Regions from separate parts of the Homo sapiens genome. Here region 1 is linked to region 2. Evidence: chromatin loops called from intact Hi-C (ENCODE). Cell type or tissue: mammary epithelial cell. All regions are shown on one strand. Each heading gives the region's core, and the rest is flanking DNA. Links, peaks and the distances in the headings are about the cores only. Region 1 has its middle 34 kb from the start of PNMA8B. Region 2 overlaps FKRP (fukutin related protein).

Region 1 (11,639 bases), core at 4,522-7,021, 220 kb after region 2:
TGCAGCTGCCTTTCCCGACTTTATGTCCTCACTGGCAGCCTGGAAAGCTGCGTAGTCCCTTGGTTGCCTTTGGTGTATTTGAATTTCCCACCTCCCCACCCTTTTCCTCTTTCCCTCTTCCCCAGGTGGTGCTCCCGGCTGCAGCAATGCCTGAGCCGCCAGATGCGCACCACCAGCTCCAGGAGCCACTTCGCTCTTTTTGTCCTTTTTGTCTCTTTTAATCCTCGCCCCAGACCCTGAGGAGGCCAGGCTCAGCCTTCTTCCTCCAGGGAGGGGGTTCTGGCTGCGCCAAGGTGAAAATGCACTCCAGAAGGTTCCTGTCATCTCAGGCTTTCCGCGGGACCACAGTGTCCTTGGACAGGACAGACAAGACCTGCGAGAGGGCATCGTTTTTTCTTTCTCATTCCTCCAGCCCAAAGAGTCGATCACAGAAGCAATTTTTTCTTTCTTTCTTTCTTTCTTTCTTTCTTTCTTTCTTTCTTTCTTTCTTTCCTTTCTTTCTTTCCTTCCTTCCTTCCTTCTTTTTTTTTTTTTTTTTTTTGATGGAGTCTTGCTCTGTTGCACAGGCTGGAGTACAGTGGCGCGATCTCGGTTCACTGCAAACTCTGCCTCCCAGGCTGCAGTGATTCTCCTGCCTCGGCCTCCTGAGTAGCTGTGATTACAGGAGCCCACGACCACGCCCAGCTAATTTTTGTATTTTTAGTAGAAACAGGGTTTCACCATGTTGGCCAGGCTGGTCTCAAACTCCTGACCTCAGGTGATCTGCCTTCCTCGGCCTCCCAAAGTGCTGAGATTACAGGCATGAGCCACCGCACCCCGCCTCAGAAGCGATTTTCAACACCTCCTGGCAGCTTTTGGTGTCTGAAGGGCTGGTACAGGCCGCAGTAGTCAGGAACTCAGGGTCCTCCAGCCCCGCTCTGTGACCTGGTGGTTGCACCCGCCCACTTTCTGAAGCTTTACAGCCCTTCAGCATCTCATTCAGGTATGTCTCTGGTGGCCAGAAGAGCCACCATATGGGAGTCACTGCTCCTGCCTTCTTTGATGGTCAAGTGCATCAAATCAGAGGGCTTTCTTCCATCATCTCCTGTTTGGCTTTGTCTGTCCTGGTCATCAGGGCCAAGAACTCCATAGGACCACCTGCCTCGTCTTTGTGGCTTCAGAGGGTCCACTTCTTGTGAACTTGCTCCCTGGCTGCTGCCTGGAGCGCTGTGTACAGCCTGCTGTCATTGTCATCTCTGCTCAAGCCCCCTCATCTGCCTCCTCGATCTTGATGTCCAAGCTCTCCTGGGGAACTTCCTTGGATTCCTTCTTTGCCAAGGGAAATGGACATGTCCCTCGGGCCCTCTTTTAGCTTCCGGCTCGATTTCTGTGACCCCTACTCTTCTTGTTACTATCGCTTGTAGCCCCAGGAGGGGCACCGGCCTTCCCCATGACTGTCCCAACCCCTCAGCCTGGGTCTTTGAAGCGGGAGGGGTGGGCACCTCCCCGGGGGTCCCAGCCACCACGGCCTGCATGGGCCCATCATCCAGCAGCAGGCGTCTCATCTGCCTCAGGAACCTCGTGTCCTGTGCATGGTCCTTCCACAGAACCCTCCAGATCCCATCCTTGCCCAGGACCTCTGTGGGGATGGCAGCGTGATTGACGTCCTCCACAAACTCCACCAGGGCGGCCTGGGCCTTCTTATCCATCAAGCCCTTCATGTGTTGCAGCCCGAACGTGCCCAGGGGCAGGAGGGTCGACTGCAGGACGGCTTCAACATCCACCTGCTCCAGGCCCTCCAGGATCCCGGTGACCAGCAGGGCCCTGTGCGCGTCCATGTCCAGGCCCCTGGCACTAGTCCTGCAAAAGGCTCATGGCCATGGTGCCGCCCACTGGGCACTGATCTTGGGGCAGGAGGGAGCCTGAGATAGGGATGGACTGCAGTGCACGGTGTCAATGACACCCTGGCAAGCCACCCGCAGGGCTTAGAGTCCCAGTTTCAGTGAATGTGGCAATGCTGGAGTGGGGATGAGGGCTCGGGCGTCCTGGATGCCTGCTGGCCAGCTGTTCACAGTGACCTTTCCCCAGGACCCCTCCCCAGAGCTGTCTGAGGATCCGCAGGAGACTATGGATCTGTTCTCCAGGGATGCTCATGGGTCCCTTTGAGAGCAGCGGCTCCCTCTCAGAGCTACCAGATGAGGAAACTCCTCCCGCTCCAGCCACATGGGGACACCCCCCTCCCCGTTGCCCCTTAATCCTGATGGTTCTTCTGTGCCCCATCACCCACCGCAGGAGGCCTGGGCTCTGGGAGGGGCCTGTCTCTCCCTCCTCCATTGGCTACTGCTGTTTCCATGACAACCGTTTTCAGGCTGTTGCAGGGACAGAGCATTTTTTGTTATAAGAAGCCCACTGAAAACGAGACTATGCATGTTGTTTGTTTACTGGGGTCTTTCGTGACTCTGGGAGACAGGCCTCACACAGAGAGCCAGGCTTAGTCAGTGGGACTGGGTGGGCCTCCCTCTGGGGCATCAGGCTCCAGATCTAGGGTAAGTTTGATGTTTAGGACCCAGTGTGGGCCAGGTGAAACAGAGACTGAGTGAAGGTTGTGCGGCGGGCTGGGCCTGATGCAGGGGCACAGATTCTATCCAGGTAAAAAAACTACCACCAGCCGGGCACGGTGGCTCATGCCTGTAATCCCAGCACTTTGGGAGGCCAAGGCAGGCAGATCCAAGCTCAGGAGTTCGAGACCAGTCTGACCAACAGGATGAAACCCCATCTCTACTAAAAATATAAAATCAGCTGGGCGTGGTGGTGGGAGCCTGTAATCCCAGCTACGCAGGAGGCTGAGGCAGGAGCATCACTTGAACCTGGGAGGTGGAGGTTGCAACGAGCCGAGATCGCGCCATTGCACTCCAGCTTGGATGACAAAAGCGAAATTCTGTCTCAAAAATAAATAAATAAATAAATAAATAAATAAATAAATAAATAAATAAAATAAAGTAAAAAATCACAACTGGCTGAGCGCGGTGACTCATGCCTATAATCCCAGCACTTTGGGAGGCCGAGGCAGGCGGATCACTTGACGTCAGGAGTTTGAGACCAGCGTGGCCAACCTGGTGAAACCCTGTCTCTACTGAAAACACAAAAATTAAAAAAAGAAAAGAAAAGAAAATACAAAAGTTAGCTAGACATGGTGGTGTGCACCTGTGATCCCAGCTACTCGGGAGACTGAGGCAGGAGAATCATTTGAACCCGGGAGGCGGAGGTTGCAGTGAGCCGAGATCGCGCCACTGCACTCCAGCCTGGGCAACAGAACAAAAAATGAAAAACCACGACCTCTGGGCAGCCACTGCTACCATGACCCTGCTGGAGCCTGCTGTGCAGTGGGAAGTAGGCGGGGTGCTCAGGTGAGGACTTGCTGGTGGAGGGAGGTGGGAATCTTTGGGCTTCAGGAAGAACCCCTGGGACACCTGCAAATTATTATGTCATGACACCCAGGAGGTCCCTTTCATGTCTTGCTAACTGTCCCACCAGCACCCCCAGGGTGGCCTCAGTTCTTTCCTGGGCTGCACCCCGTGTCTGGGAACACTGTCATGGTGAGCCAAGCCCCAGGCCCTAGGATGAGCCCCAGGGTTCATTCATTCATCCCTTCTTCCACCTGGACAACATAATGGAGAGAAAAATCAGCTGTTTCGTATCTTCAGCCCACCCCATGACTAAGCTGCTGGTCTGACCTCTGTGCAAGCTTGGGTCTGTCCTGCAAATGCAGGGATTGAGAATATGCCTTCCAGACAGATCTGCTCCAGGGATGGTGATACCGTCTCTACCAGGCAGCTGTCATCTTGTTCCCTGTTGACAAGAGACCCAGAGCCCCAGGAACAAGGTGAAAAGACTCAGGAATATGGCAAATGATGGTGCCAAGGTCTAAAAACTCCAGAAGACCCTTTCCCTCTCCCCCTAACTCCTGGTCCAGCATTTGGAGCCAGATGTACTGACTGGCAGGACACTGAGAAGCCACCCCCCACCCTGCTTCCCTTGGGGCCTCAGAGAATGCTTTGAGGAGTGGGATACACAGGACTGTTTAGGTCCCAAGTACAGAAACCCAAGTTAGCCATGTTTAAGCAGGTTAGTGAAAAAGGAATTCATTGGCTCATATTACTATAAAGACCAGGGTTGGCTGGGCACGGTGGCTCACGCCTGTAATCCCAGGACTTTGGGAGGCCGAAGTAGGCGGATCACGAGGTCAGGAGATTGAGACCATCCTGGCCAACACGGTGAAACCCCGTCTCTACTAAAAAAAAAAAAAAAAATACAAAAAATTAGCCAGGCCTGGTGGCAGGCGCCTGTAGTCCCAGCTACTCGGGAGGCTGCGTCAGGAGAATGGCGTGAACCCAGGAGGCGGAGCTTGCAGTGAGCTGAGATCGCGCCACAGCACTCCAGCCTGGGCAATGGAGCGAGACTCTGTCTCAAAAAAAAAAAAAAAAAAAAAAAAAAAAAAAGTCCAGCGTGGCTTTGGCTTCAGGCATGGCTGGTTCTAGGGTTCCTTCATTCATTAATTTAGCCCTGGACCCAGGGCTGACTCCTATTGGATGAACTGGATCATGTGCTTGCCCCTGCCCCAATCACAGTGACCAGGGAGGGAGGAAGCGTACTGACTGGCCAGGCTTGGGTGGGCAGGGGATTGGGTGAGCCCTGTAGGAGTCACCTGGAAGGAGAGTGGGGAGGGGGATTCTCTGGAGAGAAATGGAGGTGAATCATTCAGGAGAGGGAAGTGGACTCTGGGCTGGAAAGCAGGAGACTCTGCCCTAAAGGCATGATGGCATTAGTGAGACTCACTGTACCTGGCCTGGGGAGGGACTGAAGGGAGTATGGGACCCTCTCCAGGAGCCCTAGGGCCTTGGCTTCCAACAGAGTCCTGGCAGCATCCCCCGACAGCCTCAGCAGGATGAATTTTGGGGGTCCTGGGAGCCTGAAGCGTGCACTCTTGGCTAGCGGGTCCGGGATCTTCTCTTCCTGGCTGTGGGTGTTTGTTGGAGAATGTCTCAATTTCTGGCTGAGGGAGAGGGAGAGGGTGTCACTCATTGAGTGTTCATTTATTTAACCCCGTAGACTTCACTCATCCATTCATTCATTCAGTCTTTCTGTAGTGCCTGTGCAGGGCTCTGGGGACACGATGATGACTGAAGCCCTGCCTCCTGGAGCGCAGGGAAAGCCTGGATTCTTAGGGGAGGTGAGTCGGAAGAGATGGAGCTAACCCTGGATCAGGACAGGCTTACTCAGAGGAGGTGACATTGAGCTGAAGGGAGGAGGTGACCATTTGTGGGAGGTGGGGGTAGGGAAAGGGAAGAAGTGCTTTCGAGGCAGCCAATGGGCTAAGATTCCAGTGACTAAATGGGGAACAGGATGTCTAAGGAGCTGGGGGTGGAAGGGTGTGGCTGAGCCTCGGGATGGGGGTTGGGCAGGAGGTGGCAGGGCCAGGCACAGAGGGCATTGTGGTTTGGTCACGTCAGGCTATGACCAAGGAACGGAAGGTTGTGGGGTTACCAAGGCCAGAGCTGGAAGCTTCTCTGCAGCTTATGTGCTGTGTGACACTGGGAAAGTTAAATGACCTCTCTGAGCCTCACTTTCCTCATTTATAAGATATTCTCAGAATTGCTGTGTTGATTTAGGCACGTGGATAATTTAGCATAGGTACTGGTCACAGTAGGGCTTTAAGTATCGATTATTGGTGTCAATCCTTATTTTCATAATTCCCTTTTGTGTGTAGAACGGGCTGTTGCTGTATGAGGAATTTGCTGGGTCAGAGCGCCCTCTGGTGGGCGTGGGGAGCCAGTTCAGGGAAGAAAGATGAAACCAGAGGTTTTGATTTTAAAGGGCACCACCCTCCCTCCCCTTCTTATTCTGTCCCTTCCTCCCTTTCTTTCCCTTTCTTCCCTCCACATGCATTCACCAGGGTCTGATCCTGCCTAGATGGGGACTGAAACAGCCCAGGTCCTACCTTCCCGGGGGGTTTACAGCCCGGTAGGGGGAGGCAGAGGAACCCCACCTGAGTAGAGCTTAACACTGGGGAGAAGGTGGGACTGCGGGATACAGGGCTTCATAGGAACCCGACTTGTTCCCGGGGCACTGGGGAACTAGAGAAAATTTTGGAATAAGGGAGGGGGAGGGTCAAGTTTGCGATGTCATGTGGATGAATGGGACGGGTGAGGCTGAGGCTGGACCCGACGGGGAGGCCGCAGAAGGCGTGGGCTGAAAGCGTGGAATGGTGTGGGCTGAAGGCGTGCAGGGCGTGGGAGGGGGATGTTGGGGCAAAGTCCAGGACCCTAGCCCACTCCTAGTTTGGGAGAGGAGTCTCTCTCACCCTCAGGGTTCGTCCCCAGCCTGGTGATCTGCTGGGAGCTGCCAGCCACTCATCTCTTGAACTGGCCCAGGCCTGGGGCCCTGTGTCCCCAGGCAGAGCTCCCATAGTTCCCCGTTAGCCTAGAGGGTCACAGCTCCCAGTCCCCCAGTGTGGGTCCTGCCACTCATGGGCCCTGGTGGGCCTGAGAATCTAGTGGGCCTCCTGGGGTAGGCTCTGTCCCTGAATGGGCAGAAACAACCTTTCAGCTCTCACAGTGGGGTGACATAGTGGACGAGGGATGGGGGATGCTGGGTCTCTGGACGCATGCCTGGGGGTCTCCCTAGGGGGTTGATGGTTTTGGCCTTCAGGCAGAAAGAACCTGGTGGCAAAGTTCCAGAGGTTAGCGGAGCCTAGCATGGAGGCGGTGAGTGGGGCTGCAGTGTGTGTGCGTGGGGGTTATGATGAAGCTGCAGGGAGCAGATCACGCAGGGCCGTGGGGAGAGCCAGGGCTTTCTGCGGGAGGCTCTGGGAGCCCTGGGAGGTTCCGAGTAGGGAAAGGACAGGGTCAGGTTTGTGCCTTAGGAACACCCCTCTGGAAGGGCAGGACAAGAGGCTGTGAGGCCAGGTGGAGGCTGAGCCAGGAACGTGGGCAGGAGAGGCCAGGTCAGGGCTGGGTGGGGCTGGAGGGTGAGAAGGGAATGGCTGGATCTGAGAGATGTTCAGGAGGCCGACTTGGCAGAAGAAGTGAAGTGACTGCCGGGCTGTGGGGGCTGAGGGGTCGGGAGGAGTCCAGGATGAGGCTCAGTCTCAGCTGGGTGATGGGGTGGAAGGTGGACTTCCCTGGGATGGGAGCAGCCTGCTTGGGGGTTGCTGCTGAGGCTGCGTCAGAGTTCCGGGCAACAGCAGCCTTTGGGAGGGGCCCCTTACCCCCCAGGACCCCGGATCCAGGCTCTCAGGAGTCCTGGGGCTGGGCAGGCAGCCAGAGGGGCCTGGCACTGAGCTGGCACGGAGGAGAACGGCCCTGCTGGCCCAGGCCCCTCGCTGTCTGGCAGGCAGTAGAAGGCACAGAGCCCCAGGCTCCAGGGCTGTGGGAATAACAATAAGAAGAATAATGACAACTCACCTTGGCCAGGTGCGGTGGCGCATGCCTATAATCCCAGCACTTTGGGAGGCTGAGGTGGGCAGGAGGTCAGGAGTTCCAGATCAGCCTGGCCAACATGGTGAAACCTCCATCTCTACTAAAAATACAAAAATTAGCTGGGGGTGGTGTCAGGCGCCTGTAATCCCAGCCACTCAGGAGGCTGAGGAAGGAGGATTGCTTGAACCCAGAATATGGAGGTTGCAGTGAGCTAAGATTGCGCCACTACACTCCAGCCTGAGTGACAGAGTGAGACTCCATCTCAAAGTAATAATAATAATAATAATTACAGCTCATCTTAATTGAGCCCTGCGGTGGCCAGGTATGCCATGGCGTTTCATCTCCCTAGGGGCTGGGAGATGGCTAGGAACAGCCCTGTTTGTTTCATAGAGGAAGCATATTAATCAGAGTTCTCCAAAGAGACAGAATCAACAGGATATGTGTAGACAGAGATAGGAGAAGGGGTTTATTGGGCAACTGGCTCATTCAATTATGGAGGCGGAGAAGTCCTGAGGCTGTGTGCAGGCTGGAGACCCTGGGATGCAGGGAGTGTGGCTCAGAACAAGTCCGAAGGCCTCAGAACTGGGGAAGCCAACGGTGTAATTCTCAGTCCGAAGCCAAAGGCCTGAGGATTTGAGGGGCAGCTGGCGTAAGTCCTGGAGTCCAAGGCTGGGAAGCCTGGAGTTGTCGCTGCCTGCACTGGTTCCCACGGGGGACCAGGAGCTGAGCCCATGGTCCTCAGACGGGCAAGGTGTTTGATTTTAATGTAGTTATAGCTAAGGTTGATGAAGTGTGCCGGTGTGAGCAGCTTAGCTATGGACAGTTTTGGGGTGCAGAAACCAAGACTTGGAGGTTAAACATGTCCAGGGTTGCACCATCAGCACTGGTGCCCGGGCAGCCTGACTTCCGCGTTCATGGAATCCAGGGCTGGGCAGCCTGGGGACAGCCGCTGTGCCCCCACCTCGGCCTCAGTGTGCACGCCCCTTCCCTCCCACCCAGGTGGTCAAGGTGAAGCCCCACGACAAGGATGCCAAAATGAAATACCAGGAGTGCAACAAGATCGTGAAGCAGAAGGCCTTTGAGCGGGCCATCGCAGGCGACGAGCACAAGCGCTCCGTGGTGGACTCGCTGGACATCGAGAGCATGAGTGAGTCAGGCCTGGATGCTCCACGCTCCAGCCCAGAACATTCCACACGGGCCTTCTCCATTCCCTGGGGGTGGGGGTGGGCTCAAGGGTAGCCCCTTGTTCTGCCCCCAGGCTGCTGTCTGTCGCTCCTCTGCCTGTGTTCCAGGGCGCTCCATCCGCAGCCCAAAGCTCCGTCTCATGATTCCCAATGGGCGAGGTCAGGAGCTGCAACACCCCGCTGATATGGCTTGGCTGTGTCCCCACCCAAATCTCATCCCCACCCAAATCTCATCTTGAATTGTAACTCCCATAATTCCTACATGTTGTGGGAGAGACCTGGTGGGAGATAATTGAATCGTGGAGGCAGTTTCCCCCATACTGTTCTCGTGGTAGTGAGTAAGTCTCACGAGATCTGATGGTTTTATAAGGGGTTTCCCCTTTCACTTGGTTCTCATTCTCTCCTGCCTGTCGGCACATGAGACGTGCCTTTCATCTTCCACCATGATTGTGAGACCTCCTCAGCCACATGGAACTGTGAGTCCATTAAACCTCTTATTCTTTATGAATTACCCAGTCTCGGGTATGTCTTTATCAGCAATGTGAAAATGGACTAATACACCTTCCCTACCCACCAGCATCACCCCTGCCCGGGCCCTTCTCCATGCTGGCTTCTTGGCCACTCTGTCATCCTCTCCTCCCTCCCTCTCTGCCGGCAGTAGCCCCGCCCCCACAGGCTGTGTCTGGTTCACCTCTAGGTGCTGAGAAGGTCCAGCCATTCATCCCACAGATGATTATTGAGCATCTCCTATGTGCCAGGCACTGTCCTAGGCACTGGGGGTACAGCTATGAACAAAACCCTTCCTGTCCGCATGGAGCTGATATTCTAGGAGGCAGATAAGATGATGAACAAGTCACAAAATGAATCGTGCTAAGTGCCATAAAACTGAATAGGGTAAAGGGGGGCGGGTGAAGGAAGAGAAGGAGGTCAGGAAGAGGCCTCTGGGCCAGACCTGACCAGAGAGGGGACTCTTCACTCGCTCTGTCCCTCTCTCAATCTGTGTGTCCAGAGCCAGGTCCACCTCATCCCTGGGAGCAAGACCCCCTTCCCCCTTACAGTGGCCGTGGTCGCTGACTCTCGTGTCTCCCCTGTTCACATGCCAGCCATCGAGGGTGAGTACAGCGGACCCAAGCTTGAGGACGACAAAGTGACAATCACCTTCATGAAGGGGCTCATGCAGTGGTACAAGGACCAGAAGAAACTGCACCAGAAATGCGCCTACCAGGTAATGCACCTGTCAGGTACCGGGCACCCGGGAACCCTGGGATGGCATCACAGCACTGCCAGGCGCGGGCACTGAGCAAAATGACAGGAGAAGGGCAGCCACAACAGCCAACACCAAACAGGAGTCGTGGTCATTATGGATTGGCAGTAATCCCTCCCAATATTCAGATACAATAAACTATCTCTACAAATAAAGCCACCAACCTTGGCTCACTTGTTCAGAAGATAGCACCGTTAGAGAAATCCAAGAAGCACCAACCCTCTCACTACACATGACACTGACTTCCTTTGGTGGACAGAGCTCCAATTCCTTGTATTGGTGTCTCTGATTTAGAAAAGGCTATTATGGGCCAGGCACAGTGGCTGACACCTGTAATCCCAGCACTTTGGGAGGCCGAGGCGGGTGGATCACTTGAGGTAAGGAGTTCAATGCCAGCCTGGCCAACATGGTGAAACTTCGTCTCTACTAAAAATACTAAAATTAGCTGGGTGTGGTGGTGCACACCTGTAGTCCTAGGTACTTGGGAGGCTGAGGCAGGAGAATTGCTTGAACCCAGGAAGGGGAGGTTGCAGTGGTCCAAGATCATGCCACTGCACTCCTGCACTCCAGCCTGGGCAAGAGAGCAAGACTCCATATCAAAAAACAAAAACAGAAACAGAAAAAGAAAAAGAAGGAAGGAAGGAAGGGGCTATTATAAATGCTCTAAAACTTTAGAAAAAAACTTCAATGACACTGTTAATTTCCTCCAAGGCTTACAAACCGAGGTTTCTAGCCTTGCTTCAATAATTTCACAAAATGTATGAGTCTGAGCTACTCTAACTGCCCAAAAAGGAGGTATAATGAATGAAGCTGTCATTTCTGTGTTAATATATCAAGAATTTTTGCCCACACTTCAGAGGATTTTAAAGAACAGATGTAAATCTTATCAGATAGGTGATACTTTTTCCATTTATTTATTTAGTTGGTTACATCTTGGCTCCTGGGAATCTCTCCTCTGGTGAATTTTCCAACCCTTGGCTATATTATTCTCCTCCTAGTCATGATATTAACCTCCCTGGGAGTTGCATCCTCTTAAGGGTTTCCAATGCCTCTCAACAGCCACTGATGCAACTAATGACACCCATCTGCATTAGACAACTTGGAGAACCTAAGGACTCTACCACATATGTCTAAGATGACTATGCAGCTATCAAAAATGACTATACACCCATCTGTCCCAGCCAATAGCACTCCCAGAAAGTAATGCTATACGATTTCATTACCCCCTCAGCTTGCTATGTCAAAAGGGGAAAGTTGTTAAAATAAAATGGGGGGAGCCAGGCGCAGTGGCTCACACCTGTAATCTCAACACTTTGGGAGGCCAAATTGGGAGGATCCTTGAGCCCAGGAGTTTGAGACCAGCCTGGGCAACATGGCAAGACTCCATCTCTATAAAAGTAAAAAAAAAAAAATTAGCTGCACAAAGTGGTGCATGCCTGTGGTCCCAGCTACTTGCGAGGCTGAGGCAACAGGATCACCTGAGCACAGGAGGTTAAGGCTACAGTGAGCTGCGATCGTGCCATTCACTCCAGCCTGGGCAACCGAGCGAGACCCTGTTTCACACACACACACACAAAACTAGGGGGGGTGGATCCGGACTGAGAATTCCCCAAGAAGACAAAATCAGGCCACATAAGCAAAACCTAAGGTACTCTGACTTTTGAATGTAAGCGAAACTCAACTTAGATCTCGATCTCTCTCTCAATCTCTCTCCCTTGTTTTTTTTTTTTTTTT
Region 2 (5,072 bases), core at 2,573-5,072:
ACAGGTGGTATAGCTCTGGGTTCCAAGCAGATGATCAAATAATTTCCCCATGAAGGCTTTTTGTAGGTTTCTGCCCTTCCTAGAGAGAGGGGGCATCCAACTAACCTCCCTATGTCCTAAATCCTCTGTCCCCTCCTCCCCATTTCCACAGCTCCCTCCTCAACCAGGTCCACCCACATTCCCATCCAACCTCCCCCTGGTCTCCTGGCAATTCCTCTCCCCGTGATAGCCAGAGGAGTCTTCCTAAAGCACAAGTTGGACCTCTCCTTCCCCTGCTCTGAACTTGCCATGGCTCCCAGTGCCCAGGGGAGAAAGTGGAAGCTGCTTCTGACATTCCCCTTGTCTGCCCCCCATTCCACCCTCATCTCTTGCCATGCTTTCCCCAACCTGTATGTTTAAGTCACCCTGAACATTTTCTCAAACTGCTCTTATTTCTTTTCTTTTCTTTTTTTTTTTTGAGATGGAGTCTCCCTCTGTTGCCCAGGCTGGAGTGCAGTGGCAGCTATCTCATCTCACTGCAACCTCTGCCTCCCGCGTTCAAGCGATTCTCCTGCCTCAGCCTCCTGAGTAGCTGGGATTACAGGCATGCGCCACCACACCCGGCTAATTTTGTATTTTTAGTAGAGACGGGATGTTGGTCAGGCTGGTCTCGAACTCCTGACCTCAGGTGATCCACCCGCCGTGGCCTCCCAAAGTGCTGGGATTACAGGCGTGAGCCACCGCGCCCAGCCAAAAACAATTTTTTTTTTTTTGAGACGGAGTCTCACTCTGTTGCCAGGCTGGAGTGCGGTGGTGCGACTGGCTCACTGCAACCACCGCCTCCAGGGTTCAAGCGATTCTCTTGCCTCAGCCTCCTGAGTAGCTGGGACTACAGGCGCGTGCCACCATGCCCGGCTAATTTTTGTATTTTTAGTAGAGACGGGTTTTCACCATGTTGGGCAGGATGGTCTCAATCCCTTGACCTCATGATCTGCCTGCCTTGGCCTCCAGAAATGTTGGGATTACAGGAGTGAGCCACCACACCCAGCCAAAATATATATATTTTTTAAACGGACAGCGTCTTGCTCTGCTGCCCAAGCTTGAGTGCAGTGGTGCAATCACGGCTCACTGCAGCCTCGAATTCCTGTGTTCAAGCCATCCTCCTGCCTCAGTCTCCCGAGTAGCTGGGACTACAGGCATGCAATACTGTGCCTGGCTAATTTTTCAAACACATTTTTGTGGAGACTGGCTCCCACTATATTGTCCAGGCTGGTCTCGAACTCCTGACCTCAAGTGATCCTTCCGTCTCGGCCTCCCAAAGTGCCAGGATTACAGGCGTGAGTCACCATGTCCTTTCTAATCTTTAGAATCCTGGAATTGCCTTCTGGACCTTAGATTGATTCTTCCTTCCTTCAATCCTTCAACATCTATTTGTTGAACTCCTACAACATGCCAGGCACTGTTCTAGGCACTGGAGAGAGAGCAACAGATGCTCAGAGACAGACAACATTCCTGCCCTTGTGGAGCTCCCATTAGTGCAGGGGCAGGAACCTTTGCAACCACAGAACCTCAAGCCCTTCAAAATCTTAGAGTTTAGGTACATAGGAGCTCCGAACACACATGAGATGGTTAGTCTGCATATCCTTGAAGGTCACAGCAAGAGACTGTCTTCCCGCTTCTGTTCCTGTGGTCTGTTCCTCATTCAGCACCTCGAGAGATCCTGTCACAACTCACATTTCATCCTGTCCTGGCTCTGCTCAGGCCCTTCTGTGGCTGGCACCTCGCAGGAAAAGCCAAGGTACTCAATGTGGCCCATAAGGCCCCGCGTGATCTTCCATCCTTTCCTACTCACTCACTCAGCTCTAGGAACATTGGCCACCAACACCATCTTTCAAACACACCTGGGACACTCCAGCTGCAGAACTGCCTGTTGCCTCTGTCTGAGTGTTCTTATCCCAGATAGCCACAGGCGATCCACCCCACTGCGCCGGCCCCCACCCCCATCACTCCAATGTCACCTTCCCATAACCTCTTCCTTTGGCCATCCTATTTAAAAATGCATCTTGGTGGGCTGGGCATGGTGGCTCATGCCTGTAATCCCAGCACTTTGGGAGGGCGAGGTGGGCAGATCGCCTGAGGTCAGGAGTTCAAGACCAGCCTGGCCAACATGGTGAAACCCCATCTCTACTAAAAATACAAAAAATTAGCCAGGCGCGGTGGCGGGCGCCTGTAGTCCCAGCTACTCGGGAGGCTGAGGCAGGAGAATGGCGTGAACCCGGGAAGCGGAGCTTGCAGTGAGCCGAGATTGTGCCACTGCAGTCCGCAGTCCGGCCTGGGCGACAGAGCAAGACTCCGTCTCAAAAAAAAAAAAAAAAAAAAATACAAAAAAGTTAGCTGGGCATGGTGACAGGCGCCTGTAATCCCAGCTACTTGGGAGGCTGAGGCAGGAGAATTGCTTGAACCCAGGAGGCAGAGGCTGCAGTGAGCTGAGACCATGCCATTGTACTCCAGCCTGGGCAACAACAACAAAACTCTGTCTCAAAATAAGTAAATAAACAAAAAAATGCATCTTGGCCAGGTGCAGTGGCTCACACCTGTAATTCCAGCACTTTGGGAGATTGAGGTAGGCAGATCGCTTGAGACCAGGAGTTTCAGATCAGCCTGGACAACATAGTAAGATGCCATCTCTACAAAAAATAAACAAAACTAACTGGATGTGATGGCTTGCACCTGTAGTCCCAGTTACTTAGGAGGCTGAGGTAGGAGGATCACTTGAGCTGGGGAAGTCAAGGGTGCAGTGAGCTGTGATGGCGCCACTGCACTCCAGCCTGGGCAATAGAGCGAGACCTTGTCTGTCTTTAAAAAAAAAAAAAAAGCATCTCCCATGTACTTCCTATCCCCCATTCCTGCTTTATTTTGCTCCCCTAGTAGTTATCACGTGGATTTTACTTAGCTTGTTTGTTGTCAGAATCTCCATGGAAGGCAGGGAATCTGTTTTCTTCCCTACTGTATCCCCAGAGCACAGCTCAGTGCTTGGTGCATAGCAGGTGCTCAATAAATACGTGTTGAATGAATGAGTGACTTGAATTATTAAGATAAGGAACGTGGGCTGGGTATGGGGGCTCACTCCTGTAATCCTAGCACTATGGGAAGCTGAGGCAGGAGGATCGCTTGAGCTCAGGAGTTCAACACCAGCCTGGGCAATATAGCAAAACCCCGTCTCTAAAAAAATACAAAAATCAGCCAGGCGTGGTGGTGCCTACCTGTGGTCTCAGCTACTTAGGAGGGAGGCTGAGGCAGGAGGGTCCCTTGAGCCCAGGAGGTGGAGGCTGCAGTGAGCTGTGATTCAGCCACTGCACTCCAGCCTGGGCGACAGAGCGAGACCCAGTCTCAAAAACGAAAGATAGGAACCTCTGGCTCAGAGAGATAAGAAGGATGCAGGGTCGAGAACCGAGGTCTCCGCTTCTGAGGCCCTGGCTCTTGCCACACTGTCTGACTGACTCTGGGCCAGGAAGGAGGTGCCCAGCAGGGCAGAGGACAGCAGCCAGGTCCTGGCTACCCTCAGGCCCAGCACAACTCTTGGCCCTCGCAGACCAGACACCAGCAGATTTGATGGCCAGATGAAGAGGTGCCACCTGCTGGTGAGGGTGTGAGGGAACCTGAGGCGGGGAAAGGAATCATCTAGTACCCTGATAAAGCCATGCAGACTTCACCGCCTCTAAGGGCAACAAACCCCTTCGTTGGGGCAAAGTGGATACAATGATGATTTTGAAGGTCTGAATGTTCTACATTTTTCTGAATCGGGAGGATAATAATAACAATTCTAGCAGCTCACCATGTGCCAGGCCCTGTTCTAAGCACTTTAGGCATATTCACTTGTTTAATCCTCGTGTTATGATCACATTTAAAAATGGAAACCAGCCGATGTGGTGGCTCATGCCTGTAATCCCAGCACTTTGGGAGGATGAGGCTGGGGGAGATTGCTTGAGCCTGGGAGTTTGAGACCAGCATGGACTGGTAAGACCCCGTCTCTACAAAAAAATTTAAAAAATTAGCCGGGCATGGTGGTGTGCACCTGTAGTCCCAGCTACTCTGGTGGCTGAAGTGGTAGGATTACTTGAGTCTAGGAGGCAGAGGTTGCAGTGAGTTGAGATTGTGCCACTGCACTCCAGCCTGGGTGACAGAGCCAGACTCTTTTTTTTTTTTTTTTTTGAGACGGAGTCTCGCTTTGTCACCAGGCTAGAGTGCTGTGGCACAATCTCGGCTCGCTGCAACCTCCAACTCCCTGGTTCAAGGGATTCCCCTGCCTCCGCCTCCTGAGTAGCTGGGATTACAGGCATGCGCCACCATGCCCGGCTAATTTTTGTATTTTTAGTAGAGATGGGGTTTCACTATGTTGGCCAGGATGGTCTCAATCTCCTGACCTCGTGATCCGCCCGCCTCAGCCTCCCAAAGTGCTGGGATTACAGGCGTGAGCCACCGCGCCTGGCCTCGAGACCTTATCTCAAAAAAAAAAAAAAAAAAAAAGGAAACAAAGGCACAGAGAGTTAAAGAGTTAAAGTCTCTTATTCAAGGTCACACAATGTGAAGTAGTGGACCCAAGAGTTGATCCAAGAAGCTGGCTACAGAGTCGTACTTTAAACCAGTAAACTTTACCTTCTCTCTTGGGTTCTTTCTGAAGCCCCAACTCTCAGCCCATCTTTAGTGAGCCTTCCCCAGCCCTAACCTGACAGGGGCTTTCAAAGCTTGGCTATGGCACATTAATAAATTAATTCAACTCAGTAACTCAACAAACTCAAGTATTCTTTGTGGTGGACCCCATGTTTTGAGGATACAGAATGAACGAGGTACTCATTAGGTCAGCCCTCCAGAAGACAGAAAGAAGACTGACAGGGCCACGTGTGGTGGCTCACACCTGTAATCTCAGTACTTTGGGAGGCCCAGGCGGTCAGATCACCTGAGGTCAGGAGTTAGAGACCAGCGTGGGCAATATGGTGAAACCCCCTCTCTACCAAAAAATACAAAGATTAGCTGGGCATGGTGGTGCGCACCTGTAATCCCAGCTATTGGGGAGGCTGAGGTGTGAGAATCAC

Evidence for each region. A loop is a pair of places that touch in the nucleus more often than their neighbours do. Peaks named below come from ENCODE experiments on the same cell type or tissue, not always from the same donor. Only the 100,000 strongest peaks of a DNase experiment are listed, where the experiment ranks them.
Region 1: it touches region 2 in a loop (9-fold over the local background); 16 of 110 quality-filtered maps call a loop at or near these places.

Annotation. Positions count from the first base shown.
Region 1 is chr19:46,523,890-46,535,528 of GRCh38, reverse strand. It overlaps the pseudogene PPP5D1P. Among named protein-coding and RNA genes, the nearest start is that of PNMA8B, 34 kb to the right of the region's middle. RefSeq lists a silencer at 4,571-4,680. In mammary epithelial cell, for the core only: a CTCF peak has its summit at 5,797 (motif pointing left); a DNase peak (open chromatin) is centred at 5,338; H3K27ac peaks cover 339 bases.
Region 2 is chr19:46,748,843-46,753,914 of GRCh38, reverse strand. All of the region lies in intron 3 of FKRP (fukutin related protein), which reads right to left. Among named protein-coding and RNA genes, the nearest start is that of STRN4, 4.9 kb to the right of the region's middle. In mammary epithelial cell, for the core only: a CTCF peak has its summit at 3,614 (motif pointing left); no DNase peak of the experiment used is centred there.